Linked DNA regions of Homo sapiens: regions 1 and 3 are each linked to region 2. A link is a contact called in ENCODE Hi-C or POLR2A ChIA-PET data. All regions are on one chromosome and are shown on one strand. Each heading gives the region's core, a stretch centred on a gene start or an enhancer-like site at or near the end of the contact. The rest is flanking DNA. Distances are from core to core; before and after follow the strand shown. Region 1 overlaps PTPRO (protein tyrosine phosphatase receptor type O). Region 2 holds the start of ATF7IP (activating transcription factor 7 interacting protein). Region 3 holds the start of EPS8 (EGFR pathway substrate 8, signaling adaptor).

Region 1 (4,170 bases), core at 620-3,119, 1.2 Mb after region 2:
GCCCCAATTGAGGATCAAGGGTTGTCTCTTACCTTTCCTGCACTGAAGGCAATCTGCTCTTCCTCCCTTGTGGTCTATACTTAAATTCTACGAATGTGGAGAGCACCAACTTCCAACTTTGCATAATCTTTCTATTAAGAAAAAAGTTGCCTGTCTACCAATTCCAGCCATTATCTCTGACTCTGACCTCTGTGGGTGTAAAGGGCCGTTCAAAAACTCATTTCCAGGTAACTGTAATTACTTGAAGATTGAGCTCATATTCCCAATGTCTTCCTTTTTCCAAGCTTTACTAATACAGGAAGCTATTAAGTGTTTCTCAGGTCCTAGCAGCTTTCTCCAACTCATTTGGTTTTTCAGTCTCCCTTAAAATTTAAGTTCAGAGGTGGTCTTATCAAAGTAGCATTTAGTGGGCCTATTGGATACTTCACTGAAATTTCTATGTGACATCATGGTCGAAGGTGCCTCAGGAATATGAGTCAAAGTCATGAACTAGTACAACTGTATCTACATAGGACTGTGAGTTAAAACCATGATAGTTTCCCAAACTTATCAAAATGTTTGGAGTCTCCATGTCTCCCTGATAATAGAATGGACTATGTAAACCAGCTTGGAAAATTTATTTAAACTTTACAAGAAGGAAAGTTGAGTTTTCATGGAAATTATTTCTAGTTAATGTAACCCTTAGGATCAATAACCTTTTTCTTATTGGTATCTTAAATATCAAATGGAATATTGTTTCTATCTTATTCCTCTCTGTAGACAAGACAATCTTTTTATGATGTGCCTTTCTTATTTTCTTGAAAACATATAATGTTGGTTTTTATCCTTTAGTCAAAAGATCTGTTCTACTAATCATGTTATTGTGTATATAAGCCCTTTCCATTTTATATAACACAATGCCTGAACACCTATAACTGCTTAACAGATACTGTTGAATGAATTGAAATTGCGGACCTCAAAGTTGAACATAGTATTGCAGTTAATATTTAATCGGAACAAGTTTAACCTTTCAGAGAAGTGAAATAATATCTTGCTTTAGTAGTACCTGAATTGCAGGTTTTGTGTGTGTTTGTGTGTGTTTTTTACAGAACTTTCATTCTAGTTGTTTTATGTTTCTTCCCAGCATTCATTTTGATATATATAGAAGTCATAGTCATTCTCCTTTAAAGAAAAATACAACTTTGGCACAGATTTTTCAGAGCATGTTTGAATCAGAATGCCATTGTTAAAGCTGGGGCCGTAACTGGTTGGGCTAACCTGCAGTTCAATTTATCTATAATAGAGGCCTCTTTAGAATGCCTCTGAATGACTCCTGTGTCATGGAGGGTAGGTTCTACCTCTATAGAAAGAAACCAAACTACCAATGAGTCCAGTATCATATAAATTAATCTAATGTGTCATGTGCAAGGGTAGAGAGCCCTCAAACAGTTGCCAATAATTCTCAACATTGTATCATCAATAAACATCCATAAAAAGAAATGCACCAATAATGGTGCTTTTCCCAGGATGTTGAACCAACCATCCCATTAGGAATTTTAGGTTGCCAGCAGTTTCACGAAACTTTGGTGGTATGTGGTGACAGGTCCCTTTGACAGTCAGTCATTACTATCTTCTAGTCTTGGTGAATCAACCTGGATCCCTGGGCCAACTTTAAGAGGACATGTTAAGTCTACATAAGATAATCAGTTTCCCAACCTTAAAAAAAAGAAAAAGAAAGGAAAGAAAAAACAGGAATGAGACGTGTTGGACACATCACAAATAGCTCTCTGGTAATAGAATATCCATTCATCAATCCATTTAACTAATATATATTAAGAACCTTCTAAGTACTACTCAGATGCCAGAGTACTTGTGGTAGTCGTGATGGTAATGAACCCAGAGCGCTACTTTCACTTTCTGTTCACAAGGAGCTTATGATCTAGTGAAGGGGAAGATGGTAATAGTGCTGTACAGTGCTCTACAACAGGGAAATGTGGTGCAGAATGACTGTGTGGTCAAAGCTTTCTTTGAGGAAGCCATGGAGGCTATGGTCTGAATAACAAGAAGAACCAGCCACAAAAAGGCCAAGAAGGAGGATGCCAGACAGAGGGAACAGGCAGGCCTGAGTATAGATCTTTTAAGGCATGCAGTTGGAATATTATCTTCAGAGTAATGAAGGGCCATTTAGAGAACTTAAAATAAACAGTCCGATTTACATTTAAAACAATCCCTCTGGTTGCTTAATGAGAAAGGGATTATTGTATCAACAATGAAAGTAGGGGAACTAATTAAGGGGCTATTTGTGCCAGCTTTAAAAATTATATTCTAATTCAAAGAAGTTGCAAGAGAGTGATGGTAACTTTGACTACGGTGGTTGTAATGGAGATGAAGAGAAGTGGACAGAATTCAGGAGCTCTTTTGGAGGTTGTGTCCACAGAACTTTCTGATACGGCAGAAACACGAAGTGAGGGAAAGGGAAATTAATGACTCCCAGGCTTCACCCTTGAGCAACTAGGACAAATGGTGGCGCAATTCACTGAGATTGAGATGACTAGTAAAACTACAGGAGGAGGACATTTAGGGTGAAGTAAGAATCAAGGATTCTTCTTTGGATGTAAACAAATTTAAAATGATTATTGGATATCCCGGTGCAGATGTGAAGGCCAGGGGAGAATTCTGGGCTGGAAATATAAATTTGGAAGTGTCTGGATGAAATCACCAAGTAGTAAGTAAAGACAGGGAAGAAAAGAGAAGCCCTGGATCAACTCTAGAGGAGCCACCCCAGCAGTTAGAAATTCAGCTTAGCAGGAAGCATCAGAAAGAGAGAGTGGAAAGGAACAGCTAAGGAGGTCAGAGAAAACAAAACAAAACAAAACAAAAACAGAATTGCACACCACCATCATCAAACTTATGCTTTATCCTGACCACAGACATGTTCGGGCACGTTCGAGATAAGGAATCATATAACTTTAGTGCTAGGAGAGCTTTTGGAGATAATTCAGTGCTATGTCCTCATTTGAACAAGCTGGCGCTTAGAGAAATGTGACACGCTTTATACATTGCTAGGTCTTGGTCCAGAAACAGTCATTTCGTACTTTTTATCCATCTGCTGCTTCTATTCCTGGACTGGGGTGTGGCCTTTTTCCTTCAAACTTCATTTTTTCTATTAAAAAATTTAACAGAACAGGGAGGAGCCTCATACCCACTTTTGTGACTTTCCGTTCCTCTTTGGAATTTGGTCTTAGGGACATTGGCTTGATTTTCTTAATCTTACTCATACAAACCTTTATAGAGATTAGAAATCTTTAAAACATAATTTGGCTATGGACAAGAAAAAAATCAAAATACTTTGAAATGTTAAGTATTTGGGGGATAGTAGGCTTTTTCTCTCTGTCTCTCTCAAATATGGTTATAGATACATAGAAATCTGTAGGCTGCCAGTCAGCTAGAAAGAAGCTAATAAAATGCTTAAGGTCTTATACTTTTTTAAAAAATTATTCATCCTGTGAATCAGAGAATATTTACTTAGCATTTACTATATGCCACACACTATTCTTGGTTCTGAGCATACAGAAATGAACAAAACTGACAAAAATGTCAACCCTCATTCTAATGGAGAAAAGGAGATGATAAACATAAATATAAGAATGTTAAATGGTGATAAGTGTCATGGAGAAAAGTGAAAGAGGAAAAGAGGATAGGAAGTGCTGTGGGGGATGGGTGCAATTTTTGTGAGGAGTAGAGTAAGTGTCACTGTGAAGGTGATGTTTGAGTCAGAGCCTAAAGGAGATGAGGGAGTAAACCAAAGAGATCACTGGGATGAGATTCTGTAGGCAGAAGGAACCACAGGTGCCCAGCTATGGAAGCATAGTGTTCCTGGCAAGTTCAAGGAAAAGTCAGGCAGGCAGTGTGGCTGCAATGGAACAAACAAGGTAGAGAGCCATAGATACAGGGCAGAGAGGTAGCAAGGGAACAGACCGTGTAGGGTCATTGAAAAGACACTTTCCTGTGAGTGAGATGATTCTCCATTGCATGCTTTAAGCAGAGGCGCATAACCTAACGGGTTTCACTGGGTCACTCTGGTGATAATAGATTGTTCAGGGCAAGGATAAGAGCAGGAAGGAGCCAATTAGGTAATATGACCATACATCCCTGTTGCCTTAGACAATACCACTTTGCAACTCTTATGGA
Region 2 (4,259 bases), core at 1,663-4,162:
CTGAGGAGATTCGAATCCAATAAAATTGTCTAGTTGGAGTCTTCAGGAGGCAAGTCTAGAATATGAGCATATCTAAGAAAACTGATAAATCTGTGGTTATGCTGAATTATTTTTCCATTTGCTATTAGCATGGATAATCAAGAATAGACTATCATAGGCCAAGCATGGTGGCTCATGCCTGTAATCCCAGCACTTTGGGAGGCTGACGTGGGCAGATTACCTGAGGCCAGGAGTTCGAGACCAGCCTGGCCAATATAGCAAAACCCCATCTCTACTGAAAATACAAAAAATTAGCCGGCCGTGGTAGAGTGTGCCTGTAGTCCCAGCTACTCAGGAAGCTGAGGCAGGAAAATCGCTGAACCTGGGAGGCAGAGGTTGCAGTGAGCTGAGATCGTGCTACTGCACTCCAGCCTGGGCAACAGGGCAAGACTGTCTTAAAAAAAAAAAAAAAAAAAGAAAGAAGGCCAGATGTGGTGGCTCACGCCTTTAATCCCAGCACTTTGGGAGGCCGAGGCGGGTGGATCATGAGGTCAGGAGTTTGAGACCAGCCTGGCCAAGATGGTGAAATCCTGTCTCTACTAAAAACACAAAAATTAGCTGGGCGCGGTGGTGGACGCCTGTAATTTCAGCTACTCAGGAGGCTGAGGCAGGAGAATTGCTTGAACCCGGGATGTGGTGGTTGCAGTGAGCTGAGATCACGCCACTGCATTGTAGCCTGGGCAACAGAGCAAGACTCTGTCTCAAAAAAAAAAAAAAGAATAGACTATTATAAAAATGATTCTTTTTTATATGCTTACAGAAGACATAAAAAGAGAAACATAATGGGCTCTAGTATTCCAATCCAATTTCTCTTATTATTATGGAGTGTAACATTTAATATCAATATTTCTAATTTTCTGAGCATCTACTTATAATTGAGCACTGATGTACTATGAAAATTATAATAAATAAATTATAATTGAGCATCTATAATTTATTGAGTATATGCTAAGGACTGTGCTAATGATGTTACAACATTTAGCGATTAAACAATGCAAATTTAATTGTGTTATATCCCGACTTAAAACCTTTTAAATGATTCCTCATTGCTGTCCCAATGAGGTCCAACTTTTAGGCAAAAAATTAATTAAATCATTTATCATGATAGAGATGACCTCTTCTAGGAAGGCTTTTCTAATTCTCTAGGTCTGGATTAGGTGATATTTCTTTTTTTTTTCTTCGAGATGGAGTCTCACTCTGTTGCCCAGGCTGGAGTGCAGTGGCGTGATCTTGGCTCACTGCAACCTCTGCCTCCCGGGTTCAAGTGATTCTCCTGCTTCAGCCTCCCGAGTAGCTAGGACTACAGGCGCGTGCCACCACGACTAGCTAATTTTTTTTTTTTTGTATTTTTAGTAGAGGCGGGGTTTCACCATGTTACCCAGGATGGTCTCGATCTCCTGACCTCATGGTCTGCCCGCCTCGGCCTCCCAAAGTGCTGGGATTACAGGCGTGAGCCACTGCACCCGGCCCTAGGTGATATTTCTAAAGGCCACCTTATATTTTAAGTAAATTGAATGGTTCCAGTTATAAAAATAAGTATTAACAACCCTATTCTAATTTCTTATTAGTTACAAAAATTTCTTGTTCAGTTTTCTGTCTTCTTCACTAGAGTACAGATTTCTTGAGGACAGGCACCTAACAGATCTACAACACAGTGATTGCTAAATAAATACTGAACCAATACATTCATATAATGAGAAGTTACATAAAAAAACAATAACCACACGGTACCATCTAATATTATTTTCAGGCTATTCTTGCCTTGCAAAACATATGTACTTTTATTCTTTTTTTTTTTTTTTTTTTTTGATAAGGGGTCTTGCTCTGTAGCCCAGGCTGGAGTGCAGTGGTGAGATCTTCGCTCACTGCAATCTCGGCCTCCCAGGTCCCAGTTCAAGCAACTCTCCTGCCTCAGCCTCCTGAGTAGTTGGGATTACAGGCACGCACCACCATGCCTAGCTAATTTTTGTAATTTTAGTAGAGACGGGGTTTCACTATGTTGGCCAGGCTGGTCTTGATCTCCTGACCTCAGGTGATCCACCCCCCCTCAGACTTCCAAAGTGCTGGGATTACAGGCCTGAGCCACGGCACCTGGCCAAAACATATGTACATTTATTCTATCATTTAGTGCTTCCAACCTAGTTCAACTATAGTCATGATTGCCATTATACAGGTGAGAAAACTGAGTAACACACTTATTCCGAGGAACCGGCAAGGAAGCTGCAGTAGTTGAACTTGAACCCAGATCTCTTAACCAGTAAGGCAGTGACTTGTCCACTACCTCCTGTGGAATTCATTAAAGGCCGACTCCCAGCATGAAATTGAATAAATGGGATGAATACAACTTCTGGTGAGAGAGTATGATAAAAAGTGCTTGCTCTGTTACCAAGCAACTGAAAGAAAGTATGTTTTTTTCATTCCTTCATTATTAATACAATTCAAAGTACATTCTGTGAATTTAAAACATAAATGATGAATAAATCAACATACTCCTGGCTTTTATGAAAATCTTTCCCTCTGCTCTTTAAACTCTCACCTACCTCCTTCCTTCTTTCTTTTCTAAGCCTCATAGAGGGCGCTCACAAAGTGCTACTTATTGATTGAGGAAGATCCACTCAAAAAACACACCTCACACTGCAACTGAGAGACGCAGCGCCACCACCTCGGGCTTCCTTCTCTTTTCCACGCAGGAGGCGGGGCCAATGTCCCTCATTCAAATAAAAAACCAGAATTTGCATGGGGAATGGCTAGTCCTTGAGCTTATTGGCTGATAGCACAGTGGGCGGGGTACATAGCACGACCCCCCGGAGCCCCGCCCATATTAATTTGCATAACGGCCCCGGCGCGTGCAAGGGAGAAGCGGGTTTGTTTTTGAATCTGCGGAGGCGGCGGCGGTGGCAGCGGCGGCGCGGCGACTGAAGCGCGCGAAAAGCTGAGGCGGCAACGTCGGGGACGGCTGCGCGGGACGGCTCTGTAGGAAGGAACTTGGTTCCCCCTCCCTCAGCTTCCGCCCCAAAAGGTATATGTGAATCCCAGGGGCTGTTAAAACCACATTTTCTTAAATTACTATTGTATTTCTGAAGAGTCAAGACCGCATTATGGCGGCTGCGGGAGTTGTGTCTGCGCCTGCGCGGTTGCGGAGCTGCGGGCGGCGCTGCATGGGAGCACGTGATCTTGCGGGGTCGGGCTCTAGCTGCAGTTGTGCAGCTGGCGGGGCGGTGGCTGCGCAAGCGCAATATTCATTTTCAAGATCTAATGTTCTTGTTGGACGCCATTTGGGTTCTAGATTTAATTTTCCTCGTTCTTGAGGGGTTTCTTTGTGTTAACCTTAAATTCTCACAATTTTCAAGAAAAACATTACTCTAATGTTGTACTCCTGGGCCGACCTCAAGCTCTTCTCTGTTTTTTCGATTTTTTGAAAAATTGTGGACTTAATTTTCTGTAAAAATGATTTTCATTTGTGGTTCTTGATTATAATTTCAGTTTTAAAGTATTACTGGATTCAGGTTTATATTTACGGTGGTAAAGATCAGCACCTAGTGGTGTTCTCACGGGAAGTGCATTTATTTGAACTGCATATTTGCAAATACATTTTTAACCCTATTTTTACCTGTTCTGTTATGGATGTGTGGAATGTTTACAAAACAGAAACAATTTTAGTTTTGGGAATATTGGGGGAACGGGAATAGTGGAAGAAATTACAGTATAATCGAAAATGAAATCTCAATCTGAGGATTATTTTGGTTTTAAATGTTTGATCCTAAGTAAATAAAGTTTTAATTTTAATCAGTTTGTATGTTTCTGGGCATTTGAATTTTACATGTTTTAAGTTTCTTAGGTGACTTGTTCATTACTGCTTCAGCTAGATTATTGTTACTTTTGAAATTAATCAACTCATTTTCTTAGCATTTTTGTTTGCTATGATATGTAAGCTATAACATTTATTTGGTAAATTTTTCTGATGAAGAATTCTAGAAAGAACATCCATTACCCTGAGGCCTCTTTGAAGAAAGTGGACCATTAATAAAAAAAATCTGTTTTTTTCTTTTAAACACTGTACTGTATGCATGTGTGTAAGATACAGTTGTGTTTGATTTTTTAATTGTAAGTGTGCTCCTGGTTTTATTAATAGTTTTTTAGGGAAGGTAATTATAAATATGCTACTGATTAGTTTAAAATGGTAGTGTCAACTATAGTTAAATCTTATGTAACACAATTGG
Region 3 (4,508 bases), core at 1,951-4,450, 1.4 Mb after region 2:
ACAGTGACAAATCATACTGATAGTATATACCCTTGATATGAGATGAAAATGGCACGTTACCTCTGTGATCTTTCTACCAAAAACCTATAATCACAGTCTAATCATGAGAAAAAACATTAGATGAATTCCAATGCAAATGTATTCTACAAAATACCTGACCAGTACTCCTCAAACATCATCAAAAACAAGGAAGTCTAACAAACTGTCACAGCCAAGAGGAGCCTAGGGAGACATTACGAGGAAATACATTTAGTGGTGTCCTGGATGGTAGGGTCCTGGAACAGAAAAAGGACATTAAAAACTAAGGAAATCTAAATAAAGTATAAACTTTGTTAATACTAATGTACTGATACTGGTTCATTAATAGTAACAAATACCAATAATACAAGATGTTAATAAGAGGGGAAGCTGGTATGGGGGTATATAGACACCGTATTTGTAGCTTTCCTGTAAATCCAAAACTTCTGAGAAATAAGGTCTATTTTTTTAAATCCCATTTAGGAATACATCTAGAAAATACTGAAAAGGTTGTAGTGAAGCACTGAAGACCCTTAAACTTTCTTGCATATATTCAACTTAAAATGTTTGCAACTATTCCAATGCAGAATTTTTCTTACAAAAATATTTTCAATCACTAACAGCTGCAAACAATTTCATGTAGTATTAATAATTCCCAGGAGGGATTTACTATAGCCAGAATACTTTAATTAAAATTCCACTTTTTCCCCCGACATACCTCTACAGATGTCCAAAAGTTTGTACCTTATCATTAACTTATGTTGTTTTGTGATGATCCGTGTAACTACCAAGTATGTTTCACACAACTCAGGAAAGCTGAGTTGTATATAAATATTACATAAATCAGTGTTAAAATATTCATCCAATAGAACTTCAAGTATTTAAAGAGACAACTTTTAAAAACCTATCATTTCCTATTCTGGATACTATGTTTTCTTATACAAACCTTGGTTCAAGTGACCTGCTGCAGAATTAAAAGAGGTATGTAAAAGAAGGGAGTAGAGAGAAGAATAAAAAGCAGTAGGGTAAAGGGTGTGAAACAGAGTGTAAGAAAATAACTAGGATTTGGAATGTAATAAACACAAAGTAGAGAGTAGCAAGCCTATGCCATAGCATAGAAAAGAACTGGTATCTGAAAAGAATCAGTATTGATAAAACCTTGAAAGCAGGAAAAAGCTAGAAATAAAAACAAAATAAATCTTTAAGTTTGATCACAAACAAGCAAAATATTCAAAATTAGACATTAGGTTCCTGACAGGAAACAAAAGAAACATCACCCTATTAAGAGTGGGGCTACTAACAGTATAAGTTAAATTACACTTACTGGAAATTACTATATAATATTCAATGACATTGGGAAGTGAAAAAAATTACAAAGAGAATGCACCAAGTCTTGTAAACAGCGGTTATCTCAGAATAGTAGAATTAAAAGCAAATTATATTTTCCTTCTTTTTTTTCTGCTATAAAGTGAATGACTTGTGGTGCAATCTTACAAAGTCTCAATCTGTGTATTCTGCAATAAAGGCATTATATTATCACTATTGCATTTGTGATACATTCTACCTTACCCTTTATGTGACAATTCTATACTGTTTTAACTGTCAAATTGTAAGTAAAAGTGTGAATTCGTGACCAAAAATTTTCCACACCAGCAACTTAAGAACTACAGCAATATGTTTAGAAAACTGCGATCCCAAACAAAAAATCTATACTAGGTGAGACAGGATGACATTGACTTTAATTCCAATAGACTCACTACCACATGACGTCCATTACTAGTGCTCACTTTCCAGAACCCAAGGAGCTGTGGAAGAATGGAGTCCTTTCAATGAAAATAAACTAGAGGCAATACACAACACAGTTACTTTGAGGGGCTTTTTCAATATAAAGAAGATTGCCCGGAATCCTAACTCTCCTATTTCCCAAAAATGACAAAGCCAAAAAGTCACACTCTTCACACATCTGAAATCAAGTTTTACCTGAACTCATCCTAACATATTAGCTCTTTTACCTATTCCCCTTACTATCTAAGGCAAGAAACCTTGAAAAGAGAAGCAGTAACACATTTCACTGAAACATATTTTGTAAAGGAGGATTCTAATTCCTAATCCTTCACCGCTCTAGATGTCTGCGGATTTCAAATCCTAACCACGGCGTCCTGCCCCCCGCGAGATTCCAACAGTACTACGGGCCCTATGGGAGGAGGAGGATTTGAGAAACACTGCCGGAGAACGGTCGGTGCAAAGATTTTGCAAACAGGTAGTCCTAGGAAGGAAAGTAAGAGTGAGAACATCGGAGAGGGCAGGGAGTACATGGGTGGGGAAACCCCTTTCAAATGCATGAACTGACCACAACCGGAGAAAGGCCGTCTGTCTTCCCAAAAGTAAAATGGTGAGTAAAGTGGAGCAAGCTAAGAAAGTCAACAGCCATTAGGCATTGACAACGATTCCGAAACAATTAGCTATGTTAATTCGAGGGGGTAAACGGGGGTGGGACCCTGCCCTAAAGGGTCATTTTGAAAAGAACCCCTCCCCATTTGAGGCGGGTTGGCAGAGCAGCGCACAAATCCCAAGTCTAACGTAATAAGCCGAGATCGGGATACTCGGTCTGCAGTCGCCCCACGGACCAGATGAGCGCAGGTGTATCTGCGGAAGCTCAGGTTACCATGAATATCACTGGGCCACGGCGAACCCTCCCTGCCCAGCCTCCCGGAGCCCTGGGCGCGGGTCTGCACGGGCCCCACAGCTTGCCCGGACCCGGCGAGCGGACGCCTCCGGCCGCAGCGCCCTACCGCACCTGGCTGCCAACACCAGTTGAAAGCAGTCAAAGTGAAGGGAGGCGGACGCGGCTCCTGGCACCGCTCCGATTCCAGCACACAAAGGCGGATTTTTAAAATCGAGAAAGTCAAAGCCGCCGGACCCCGGGACCGGCGCCTTTCGCCAAGGGGCTCTTACCTCGGATCCGCCCTCGGGGCCACGGCTTTCCCCGGAGACGCCGCGAGCCCAGACGAGGTGGGAGGGGACCGGGAGAAAGCCCCCCAATCTGATTCGCGCCCAGCCAGTCGTCCGCGAGCCGCGGAGCCGCCTTCTGCACCCAGCTAAAGAGCAGCGATCTCCGAGGCGAGCACAGCGCCGGCCTCGCGCCGGGCGAGACCGCCTCGCTAGCTGCTGCCTGTGAAGTCTGGAGCCGCCCGCCCGCTCGCAGCCAGTGCCAACCGCGCGCCGCGCATGCCCAGTGCCCGCGCGAGGAACGAGCGAGCGGGCGGGCGGGCGAGTGCGCGCCCCGCAGCCAGGAGCGAAATCCGCTATCCGGGTCTTGCCGGCAGCCGAGCCGCAGAGTTCTGGTCGACTCCAGCGCTTGAGGCGAAGTGGCCGGTGAGGCCGGGTGGGCGGGAGAGGGACCGGAGGAAAGGAGACGGGGCGCTGCGCCAAGTTATCAAGGCCGCGATCAAAGTCGGACCAAGGCAGCGAGTCGACAGCAGGTTTCCAGAAGTGCCCTAACAGGACTGACTAGCAGCCAGGAGGCGCAGGAAGGGGCAAAGAGCGTGTGGAGAGCTTCGCCCCCGGCGAGGATGGACGCCCCGGGCGGAGGGAGCGCTCGGGTTGCAACACCCAGTCTGGCTGCACAGCTCGTAACCCCTGCCCTTTGGCGGCAAACAAGACGCATCTAATGACCAGCCAGCCTTCGTCTTCCTCCTCTGATCATCGGACCTATTTTCCCCCTTTTGTCGCTCTCCTCTTTTTTTGTCTCTCCAACCCATGCGGTAAACTGGTGGTGCCCAAGGCCCTCCATCGGGTCCCTGAGAGTCTCCCAACTGCCGGTCCTTAGCGCCAGCCTGCAAGCCCAGACCCGCCTCGCCAGGCTGCCTGTGAGCCTATTTTTCATGTAGCTCTTGCCAAAAGCCCTGATGTGGTTTGAAGTAGTGGAGGCTTCTTTCACTTTGTGCCTCTCGTACCTTAACCAACCCTCATAACCTCCTCTCTGAGTAGCTCATGGAGCCTCTAAAAGAGAAGTCCATGTTCTCATAGACATTGTGTTTTCTCACTCTTAAAACTCCTCATTGTCATAGCTACTCCCCCAATCCCCCCATGCTGTCCTAACTTCGAAGTCAGTTGACTTCCAGAAGTCCACGAAAGCCTATAAATTAAACTTGGTTAAAAGAGATTGGACTTGCTTGCTTTGTGAAGCAAATAAAAGCACAGTCAGGGAGAAACGACGTAACATGCCAAGGTGGACATTCAAACCATTCTAAAAGTTGGAATCGATATAACGGCTAAGTCCAGTCCCCTATTTTAAGTGGGAATACTCTCTCCAATATTTCCACCAGACCACTATCCACTTGAACATTTCCAATGTTGTAAATTTCTATTTTTATCATTACATATAACCATGATTATTTGTTGAATATTTACCTATGCCAGGAACTGAGCAACTTACACACATTATTCCTAGTCCTTAAAATGAGATGGGCCTTATTATACCTATTAAA

The links. Hi-C counts contacts between places; a loop is a spot of excess contacts on that map. ChIA-PET counts read pairs that join two places held with the same protein, here RNA polymerase II (POLR2A). Pooled maps may share reads with other maps.
Region 1: a pooled map shows a loop between it and region 2 (5-fold over the local background). The contact joins the enhancer-like site here to the promoter of ATF7IP in region 2. A Hi-C loop is called at or near these places in 1 of 168 maps with a recorded cell type or tissue (naive thymus-derived CD4-positive, alpha-beta T cell) and 7 of 50 pooled maps. POLR2A ChIA-PET finds 5 or more read pairs at or near these places in 3 of 52 experiments (CD4-positive, alpha-beta T cell, naive thymus-derived CD4-positive, alpha-beta T cell and naive thymus-derived CD8-positive, alpha-beta T cell).
Region 3: a loop to region 2 is called in a map of CD8-positive, alpha-beta T cell, with 8 times the contacts of the local background. The contact joins the promoter of EPS8 here to the promoter of ATF7IP in region 2. A Hi-C loop is called at or near these places in 2 of 168 maps with a recorded cell type or tissue (CD8-positive, alpha-beta T cell and naive thymus-derived CD4-positive, alpha-beta T cell) and 10 of 50 pooled maps. POLR2A ChIA-PET finds 5 or more read pairs at or near these places in 1 of 52 experiments (CD4-positive, alpha-beta T cell).

Annotation. Positions count from the first base shown.
Region 1 is chr12:15,532,587-15,536,756 of GRCh38, forward strand. All of the region lies in intron 12 of PTPRO (protein tyrosine phosphatase receptor type O), which reads left to right. Among named protein-coding and RNA genes, the nearest start is that of PTPRO, 210 kb to the left of the region's middle. RefSeq lists enhancers at 1,872-1,961, 2,377-3,576. Within about 2 kb of position 1,870, at least 7 of the 41 ENCODE cell types and tissues checked have a DNase peak (open chromatin) inside an H3K27ac peak, as active enhancers do.
Region 2 is chr12:14,362,770-14,367,028 of GRCh38, forward strand. ATF7IP (activating transcription factor 7 interacting protein) reads left to right here and starts at 2,913. Exons shown (of 15, transcript NM_018179.5): 1 at 2,913-3,058. It overlaps LOC124902884 (a long non-coding RNA gene), which reads right to left. Exons shown (of 2, transcript XR_007063220.1): 1 at 2,580-4,259. RefSeq lists enhancers at 2,494-3,311, 2,543-2,602, 3,073-3,132.
Region 3 is chr12:15,786,188-15,790,695 of GRCh38, forward strand. It overlaps EPS8 (EGFR pathway substrate 8, signaling adaptor), which reads right to left and starts at 3,201. Exons shown (of 21, transcript NM_004447.6): 1 at 2,974-3,201. RefSeq lists silencers at 2,269-2,348, 2,679-2,798, 3,059-3,408.